Linked DNA regions of Homo sapiens: region 1 is linked to region 2. A link is an interaction called in ENCODE POLR2A ChIA-PET data of the cell type or tissue named here. Cell type or tissue: Panc1. All regions are shown on one strand. Each heading gives the region's core, and the rest is flanking DNA. Links, peaks and the distances in the headings are about the cores only.

Region 1 (4,397 bases), core at 250-4,249, 130 kb before region 2:
ATTGTTTATAGAGTACAAACAAACAAACAAAAGTAAAACTATGCATGAAAAATAACCTAGTAGAAAATCCATCAAAATATTAATATAGTGATAGCCTCTAGAGGGTGAGACTAAGAGTATCTTTTTAGTCATCTTTCTACTTTTCCATTTTTCAAAATTATCTGTGCATCACTTTTTCTTTTTCTTTTCTTTTTTTTTTTTTTTGAGACAGAGTTTCACTCTGTCGCCCAGGCTGTAATGCTGGAATGCAATGGCACAATCTTGGCTCACTGCAACCTCCGCCTCCCAAGTTCAAGTGATTCTCCTGCTTCAGCCTCCCTAGTAGCTGGGACTACAGGCACACGCCACCACACCCAGATAATTTTTGTATTTTTAGTAGAGACAGGGTTTCACCCTGTTGGTCAGGCTGGTCTCGAACTCCTGACCTCAGGTCATCCACCCACCTCGGCCTCCCAAAGTGCTAGGATTACAGGCATGAGCCACCGTGCCCTGCCCACTTTTTCTCTTAGTAGTTTTCCTGTTTTATATATATTACTCTTTTCGTGTGAAGGACTCAAGAAACTCTTTGAAAAAGCTCACACCCAACTTTCTCAAAATTAATCTGATTCAAAGCACTTTGTGTTTCAAAGGGCAATGATATCTACAAAGAAAAATGTTATTGCATTAACACTTCCAAATATATGAACTCTAGATACAAAGGGCAAAAAGATAAACAGATTCTCCCCCAAAAAAATCAAGCCTCTGGAGAAATGATCTTATACTCGCTGCAGAGTCCATATATTATACTGGGTACATCAGCTGGTTATTACCACTTCACTGAGTATCTGTACTCTACTATATACTATCTAGCTAGCTATAGCTATAGTTTCTGTTGTGAGTTAAATAAAAATACATTCAAGTCCTAATCCCAGTATCTGTAAATGTGACATTTTTGGTAATAGGGTCTTTGTGAATGTAACTGAGTTAAGGTCAAACTGGATTAGGGTGGGCCCTAAACCCAGTGTAACTGATGTCCTTATAAAAAGGGGAACAGGCCAGGCGCAGTGGCTCACGCCTGTAATCCCAGCACTTTGGGAGGCCGAGGCGGGCAGATCACGAGGTCAGGAGTTTGACACCAGCCTGACCAACATGGTGAAACCCCATCTCTACTAAAAATACAAAAATTAGCCGGGCATGGCGGCACATGCCTGTAATCCCAGCTACTCGGGAGGCTGAGGCACAAGAATCGCTTGAACCCTGGATGCGGAGGTTGCAGTGAGCCAAGATGGTGCCACTGCACTCCAGCCTGGGCAACAGAGCAAGACTGTCTCAAAAAAAAATAAGGAACACTTGGACACAGGGACCCAGAGACACAGAGGAGACACCATGTGAAGATGCAAGAAGAGGTTGGATGATACCGCTGAAAGTCAAGGAGCATGTGGGATTGCACCCAGAAGCTGAGAGAAGCATGGAACAGCCCTGCCCCCATCAGAGCCCTCCAGCAGGAACCAACCTTGCCAACACCTCGATTTAAGACTCCTAGCTTCCATAATTGTGAGAGAATACATTTTTCTTAAGTCACCCAGTTTGCAGTACTTTGTTATGGCAGCCTTAGAAAACGAATACAATTTCTCTCACACTTTGGGAGAATTACTCAGCTCATTTAACAAACATTTATTCAGCACCCACAATCTGCCAGTTCTGCTAGGTGCTGTGAAGAGCACCGTAAATAAAACACTGTTGCTGCCACTCTGAGACTCTTACAGCCTCGTGGTGAGATTATGTCATATGATAAGGCCAGGGAAGGAGGCCTGCACCGGGTACTGAGGAAACAAGGGCATTTATTCCAGCTCAGGGTAAAGGAAAGACATCATAGAAGAGATAATATCTGAGAAGAGTCTTTTTTTTTTTTTCTTGAGACGGAGTTTCGCTCTTGTTGCCCAGGCTAGAGTGCAGTGGCGCTATCTCAGCTCACTGCAACCTCTGCCTCCCGGGTTCAAGCAATTCTCCTGCCTCAGCCTCCTGAGTAGCTGGGATTACAGGCATGCACAACCACGCCTGGCTAATTTTGTATTTTTAGTAGAGACGGGGTTTCTCCTGGTTGGTCAGGCTGGTCTCGAAGGCCCACCTTGGCCTCCCAAAGTGCTGGGATTACAGGCATAAGACACTGCGCCCAGCTCTTGAGAAGAATCTTAAAGGATTTACTCCATAAAGGAAATCCGCAGGCTAGTATGAGACAGCTCCTCCTCTGCCACACTCATCACTAAAGCAGCCTCTTCCTGCAGTGAGAGGGTTTAAATGACATCATTAAAGCCATGTTGCACCATATTATGACTGTCTAGTGCTTTTCCACAGCCTGAAGTTTCTTGCCAGTTGGATCTTATGGGAAAAGAAAAAAAATAAGATCATTTCTCCTGAGGCTTGATTTTTGGGGGGAGAATCTGTTTATTTTTTGCCTTTTGTATCTAGAGTTCATATAATCAGAAATGTTAATGCAATACCCTTTCTTTGTAGATATCATTGCCCTTTGAAACACAAAAGGCTTTGAATTCAGATTATTTGTAAAAAGTAAGGTGTGAGCTTTTACAGAAAGGAGAATTTCTTGGGTCCTTCCCGTGACAAAAGTAATGTATATAAAACAGGAAAACAACTACAAGAAAATGTGATGCACAGATAATTTGAAAAATAGAAAAGTAGAAAGATGATTTAAAAATACTCTTAGTTGGCCGGGCGTGGTGTCTCACGCCTGTAATCCCAACACTTTGGGAGGCCGAGGCGGGCGGATCACGAGGTCAGGAGATCGAGACCACGGTGAAACCCCATCTCTACTAAAAATACAAAAATAAGCCGGGCTTGGTGGTGGACGCCTGTAGTCCCAGCTACTGGGGAGGCTGAGGCAGGAGAATGGCGTGAACCCGGGAGGCGGAGCTTGCAGTGAGCCGAGATCGTGCCACTGCACTCCAGCCCGGGTGACAGAGCAAGACTCCGTCCCAAAAAAAAAGAAAAAATACTCTTAGTCTCACTCTCTAGAGGCTATCACTATATTAATATTTTGGTGGATTTTCTACTAGATTGTTTTTCATGCATAGTTTTTATTTGGTCTCTTGGTAGTCTATAAACAATCTTGTATCCTGCCTTTTTAACACAGCATTATAGCATAAACATTTTCCTAGGCCTTTAGAAACTCTCTATAAACATAATTGTATTGGCTATAAAACATTTGGTCGCATAGATGCCCATAGTTTATTTAACCAAGTCTTGTGTTGGCCATTTAGATTAGCTCATAACTTTTAAAATAGCCTTCAGATAAACGTAATGAGTTTTTAATTGGAGATTTTAAGTAATTTCATCATAGACTGACAGTTGCCTCATGATACGAGGACCGTTTTATCATCAGGAAGTTGACTTTAAAACAAACTAGAAAGACAAAGACTTTGACAATGTCAGCAGGTCCTCTCTCCCCCCACCGCCAATGCCCCCAAAGATTTTCCCTCTGTTGGCCTGTGGCTCTCTATTGCTGGACCCACTTATCTTCCCACCTCATACCCTACTTACCCCAGTTTCTTGGTCAAGCTGAGCATGAAGCAACAGGCTCTGGAGCCTCAGCATCCCCTCCTCAGGCTGAGAATTGGCCATGTCTCCTTCTTGTCCTGGCCCATGGCAAGCACTTCAGAGCTGGTCCAGGCTCCTGCTTTGCTCCCCAAGTCACTCCCCTCTGGGGTTCATTTGAGTTTTTCTTGCTGCTAGTGTAGTTCGAGATCCTGGAAAAGCCCACATTCTACCTAAGTCATCATTCCCACCCCAAGATATTCTCTAATAAAGAAACTTTGTCATCCAAATGTCCTGGCCTGTACAGACACACACCCCCACCCCCACACACACATTCATCCACCTGGGCTTCTGTATCAGTTCCTATTTTTTCCATTTCTATTATAGTAACTGTCTTAGTCCATTTGTGCTGCTATAACAAAATACCTTAGATTGAGTAATTTATAAACAACAGAAATTTTTTTCTCACAGTTCTGCTGGCTGGGAAGTCCAAAATCAAGGTGTTGGCAGATTCGGTGTCTGCTGAGGGCTCTGTCTCTGCTTCCAAGATTGTACCTTACTGCTATGTCCTTATACGGTAGAAAGGGACAAAAAGGGATGAACACTGTATCCTCACATGACAGAAGAGATTGAAGGACCAGGCAACTCTGGAGCCTTCTTTTATAAGGATATTAATCCCATCCCTGAGGGTGGAGCCCTTCTGGCCTAACTACCTCCTAAAGGCCCTACCTCTTAATACTATTACTTTGGGGTTTAAGTTCTAACATAAGAATTTTGGAGAGACACATACATTCAGACTGTAGCAGTAACCTGTCTGCTACCATGATCCCCGATATCCTAGCCCTTGCCCTGAACCTCACCTGATATCT
Region 2 (4,397 bases), core at 128-4,127:
AAGCCCATGGAACCAGTAAAAAGATCTCCTCTTCGCCAGGAAACAAACATGGCCAACTTTTCTTACCGCTTCTCCATATACAACTTGAATGGTAAGATGTAATTGGAAATAAAATGTAAAATAGTATGCTAAGTCACACAATGTAGGAGCAGTACAACTGCAATTCCCAATATAAAAACTCGATATAAAAGCTACATGCATAACTCGACCAAGTTCTTAAATTTCTTTTTTCTTTTCTTTTTTCTTTTTTTTTTTTTTTTGAGACAGAGTTTCGCTTTTGTCGCCCAGGCTGGAGTTCAGTGGCACAGTCTCGGCTCACTGCAACCTCTGCCTCCCAGGTTCAAGCGATTCTCCTGCCCCAGCCTCCCGAGTAGCTGGGATTACAGGCATGCACAACCACACTTGGCTAATTTTGTATTTTTTAAGTAGAGATAGGGTTTCACCACGTTGGCCAGGCTGGTCTCGAACTCCTGACCTCAGGTGATCCACCTGCCTCAGCCTCCCAAAGTGCTGGGATTACAGTCGTGAGCCACTGCGTCCAGCCCTTAAATTTCTTGATTTGTGTATTTTATTAATATTACTAATTGAAAATATCACAGAGAAAAGCAAACTAGAACATAACTAAAAGATAGTTGGTTTTATTAATAATTGACAAAGTACATACCCAGGTGGAACCCCACAGCAAACTTAATTGCATTGTTTTCTCACCGGATTAAAGTCCAGTGAAGTTACTTCTTAGTAATTTTTAAAGCAGCCACTGTGGCCTTTATCTGTTGTATTCCACCTAGTCAAGTTTATAATATTGACCTGTCAGTCTGTAATTTTTTAGACTTTTGACTTCTCTTTTTATGCCCTCAGCTCTTTCAGTATTGACATCTCTACCAAAGCATTGATCATATTAACAATATATTGAAGCCTGTGGTAAAAAGTTGCACAGAGGAATGTGGTTAAAACCATGGAACAGTATAAGATTTTTGTAGTGTTTTTGTCTTTGAACTCATAATTTATTCTCCTCTGATTATTACAAGCCTTAAAAGAGGAGGACTGTGTACTTCTAAAAATTTATCTTGGAATTTAAAACAAAAACCAGAAATACTTAATTTTATTTGCTTTAGGCCCAACAAAATATATTCTTTTGCTTCATCACCTGCATTTATTAACTGATTTATAATAGAATGTATAAATTCTGGAAACATTATGTGTTGTTCATTGCAGAAGCTCTGAATCAGGGAGAGACTGTGGATCTGGATGCCTTGATGGCTGATCTTTGCTCTATAGAGCAGGAGCTCAGCAGCATTGGTTCAGGAAACAGTAAGCGTCAAATCACAGAAACGAAAGCTACTCAGAAATTGCCTGTTAGCCGACATACATTGAAACATGGCACCTTGAAAGGATTATCTTCTTCATCTAATAGGATAGCTAAACCTTCCCATGCCAGCTACTCCTTGGACGACGTCACTGCACAGTTAGAACAGGCCTCTTTGAGTATGGATGAGGCTGCTCAGCAATCTGTACTAGAAGATACTAAACCCTTAGTAACTAATCAGCACAGAAGAACCGCGTCAGCAGGCACAGTGAGTGATGCTGAAGTACACTCTATTAGTAATTCCTCCCATTCCAGCATCACTTCCGCAGCCTCCAGCATGGACTCTTTGGATATTGATAAAGTAACACGCCCTCAAGAGCTGGATTTGACACATCAAGGGCAGCCAATTACTGAGGTAAATAAATGGAACTTTTTCCCTGGTATTTTGTTATTAAAATAAAGGAGAAATTATATTAAAATAATTTTAATTAACTTCTTAAATTCTTCTACATTTATAATTTGTCAAAGATACTTCTGAGATAGGTTTCAAGAGTACAGAAGGAATATATTATCAGATATGGTAGTGGCACAAAGATGATTTAGAAGAAATTTAGTTTCTTTTTTATTCTCGTGACTATAGTATTTGGAAGTTCTTGAATGGCATTTTTTATTGTAATATGAGTCATTTCACGTGATTTGAAAAATTAAAATGATTCACAAAACCATTTAGTTATTTAATGTATGTTGATTTAAAGTAAAACTTAAGAAAAACACTCATATCACCATTGTGGTCCTCCAAGATTCTAGTTTACAGGGTTAACTCCATTTCATTATCTTTTTTTTTTTCTCCTTTTTTTTTCTTTGAGATGGAGTTTGTACTCTTGTACAACTCATGCCCAGGCTGGAGTGCAGTGGCGTGATCTCAGCTCGCTGCAACCTCCACCTCCCAGGTTCAAGTGATTCTCCTGCCTCAGACTCCCAAGTGTAGCTGGGATTACAGGCGCTCACCACCATGCCCAGCTAATTTTCATATTTTTAGTAGAGATGGGATTTCACCATGTTGGCCAGGCTGGTCTCGAACTCCTGACCTCAGGTGATCCAACCGCCTTGGCCTCCCAAAGTACTGGGATTACAGGCGTGAGCCACTGTGCCCGGCCCTCCATTTCATTATTGAAGAGTCAGTATGGTATATTGGAAAGGGCCACCAGGTATGGAATCAGGAAACTTGATTCTGAGTTTTCCTTGCCACTCACTACCCATGGGACCTTAAGTGAGTTATTCTCTTAAACATCAATTTCTCACAAGTAAAATGGAGTTCATAGTACTATATCTGCCTTCCTGATAGGGTGGTTCAGAGAACAAAAGTTGTTCATAAACAGGTTTTTTTTTTTTTTTTTTTTTTTTTTTTTTAATAGACGGAGTCTCATTCTGTCGCCCAGGCTGGAGTGCAGTGGCATGATCTTGGCTCACTGCAACCTTGCCTCCCGGGTTAAGTGATTCTCCTGCCTCAGCCTCCTGAGTAGCTGGGATTACAGGCGTGTGCCACCATGCCTGGCTAATTTTTGTATTTTTGGTAGAGACGGGGTTTCACCATGCTGGCCAGGCTGGTCTCAAACTCCTGACCTTGTGATCCGCCCACTTCCCAAAGTGCTGGGGTTACAGGTGTGAGCCACTGCGCCCAGCCAGAGTTCGTAATACTATATCTGCCTTCCTGATAGGGTGGTTCAGAGAACCGTAAGTTATTCATGAACAGATTTTTAAAAGATGGAATTTTTTTCAGCATGTGACTGGATAAGATAGGGAATAGATTTGCGGTAACAAGTTCAACAAAAGCTGAGTTTGGTGAAAGAGAATTCTTTATTGAGTTGTTTTCATCAAAGAGATGGTAATTCTGTCATAGGGTAGCAGCAAGAAAGAAGAAAAATGGGGCAAAGTTAAGTCAACCTTTCCAATAAGCTTGTGTTGACAATATTCTAATATGGGATAAAAGAATCTATTTATGAATAATCAGTACTAAAGTAAAATCTTGAATTTTAACTATTACTTGACATCATTGATTTTTTTTTCGTAACTTATTTAATTCTTTGGATTAATTTCCATCAGTAGGTAACTCTTGGTACCCACCCATGTGCGTAGCTTTGTTTTTGGTACTGTGGAGCACAAAAGGAGTATGAATCATGGTGGTTTGGAGATAAACTTGAGTTATTTCAAAGAAAGCGAATCTTATCAATCTGAAGAATAAACTTTCATTTATTTAAAATGAAACTTATCTAAGTGGTATATATTCTATAGAGAACTTGAAAACTGATTTCTAGGCCGGACGTGGTGGCTCACACCTGTAATCCCAACACTTTGGGAGGCCGAGGCGGGCGGATCACCTGAGGTCAGGAGTTTGAGACCACCCTGGCCAACATGGTGAAACCCTGTCTCTACTAAAAATACAAAAAAAAATTAGTTGGATGTGGTGGCGCATGCCTGTAATCCCAGCTGCTCGGGAGGGTGAGGTAGGAGAATCGCTTGAACCAGGGAGTCGGAGGTTGCAGTGAGCCAAGATCGTGCCACTGCACTCCAGCCTGGCAACAGCAAGACTCCGTCTACAAAAAAAAAAGGAAAAAAAAAACTGATTTCTATTTTGTGATACCTGGGAATTATATTTAGCCACCAGCTACTTAATATGTATCATTTCATGTCCTTTAGATTTACCTGCTAGGATATGAGCAATATTTTATTAGGGATGTGCTTTCTTGGCCATTCTTTGTTTTGTATGTTGATATTCCTTCCAATCAGTTTACAGTATTTTGAGTTGGATTAAGATGCGTGAGGGACAAGTTATAAACTAATCATTAAGGATCTTCTAATACCGTATGCATGTCTTTCTGTCTGTAAAATGTGCTCATTATAAAAGTTCATACAGTATAGGGGCAAATTGAAGTAAAACGTGAAAAGTTCCTCTCTCCCAGCAAGCGCACTTCAAATGGTATCTAGTGGTATCCATGGGTATCACTGTGAATACTGCAAAGATACCAGTGCTCAATGGTATAATGTTTAATATAAGAGTTTAATGTAAGGTTTGGTGAGTAAACCAGGACTA

The links. Peaks named below come from ENCODE experiments on the same cell type or tissue, not always from the same donor. Only the 100,000 strongest peaks of a DNase experiment are listed, where the experiment ranks them.
Region 1: POLR2A ChIA-PET joins it to region 2 with 11 read pairs; 2 of 35 experiments call an interaction of 5 or more read pairs at or near these places.

The regions. Positions count from the first base shown.
Region 1 is chr2:203,621,165-203,625,561 of GRCh38, reverse strand. No RefSeq gene overlaps it. Among named protein-coding and RNA genes, the nearest start is that of CD28, 83 kb to the left of the region's middle. In Panc1, for the core only: no CTCF peak of the experiment used is centred there; a DNase peak (open chromatin) is centred at 2,319.
Region 2 is chr2:203,486,908-203,491,304 of GRCh38, reverse strand. RAPH1 (Ras association (RalGDS/AF-6) and pleckstrin homology domains 1) reads left to right here. Exons shown (of 14, transcript NM_213589.3): 3 at 1-91; 4 at 1,216-1,721. Among named protein-coding and RNA genes, the nearest start is that of RAPH1, 46 kb to the left of the region's middle. In Panc1, for the core only: no CTCF peak of the experiment used is centred there; no DNase peak of the experiment used is centred there.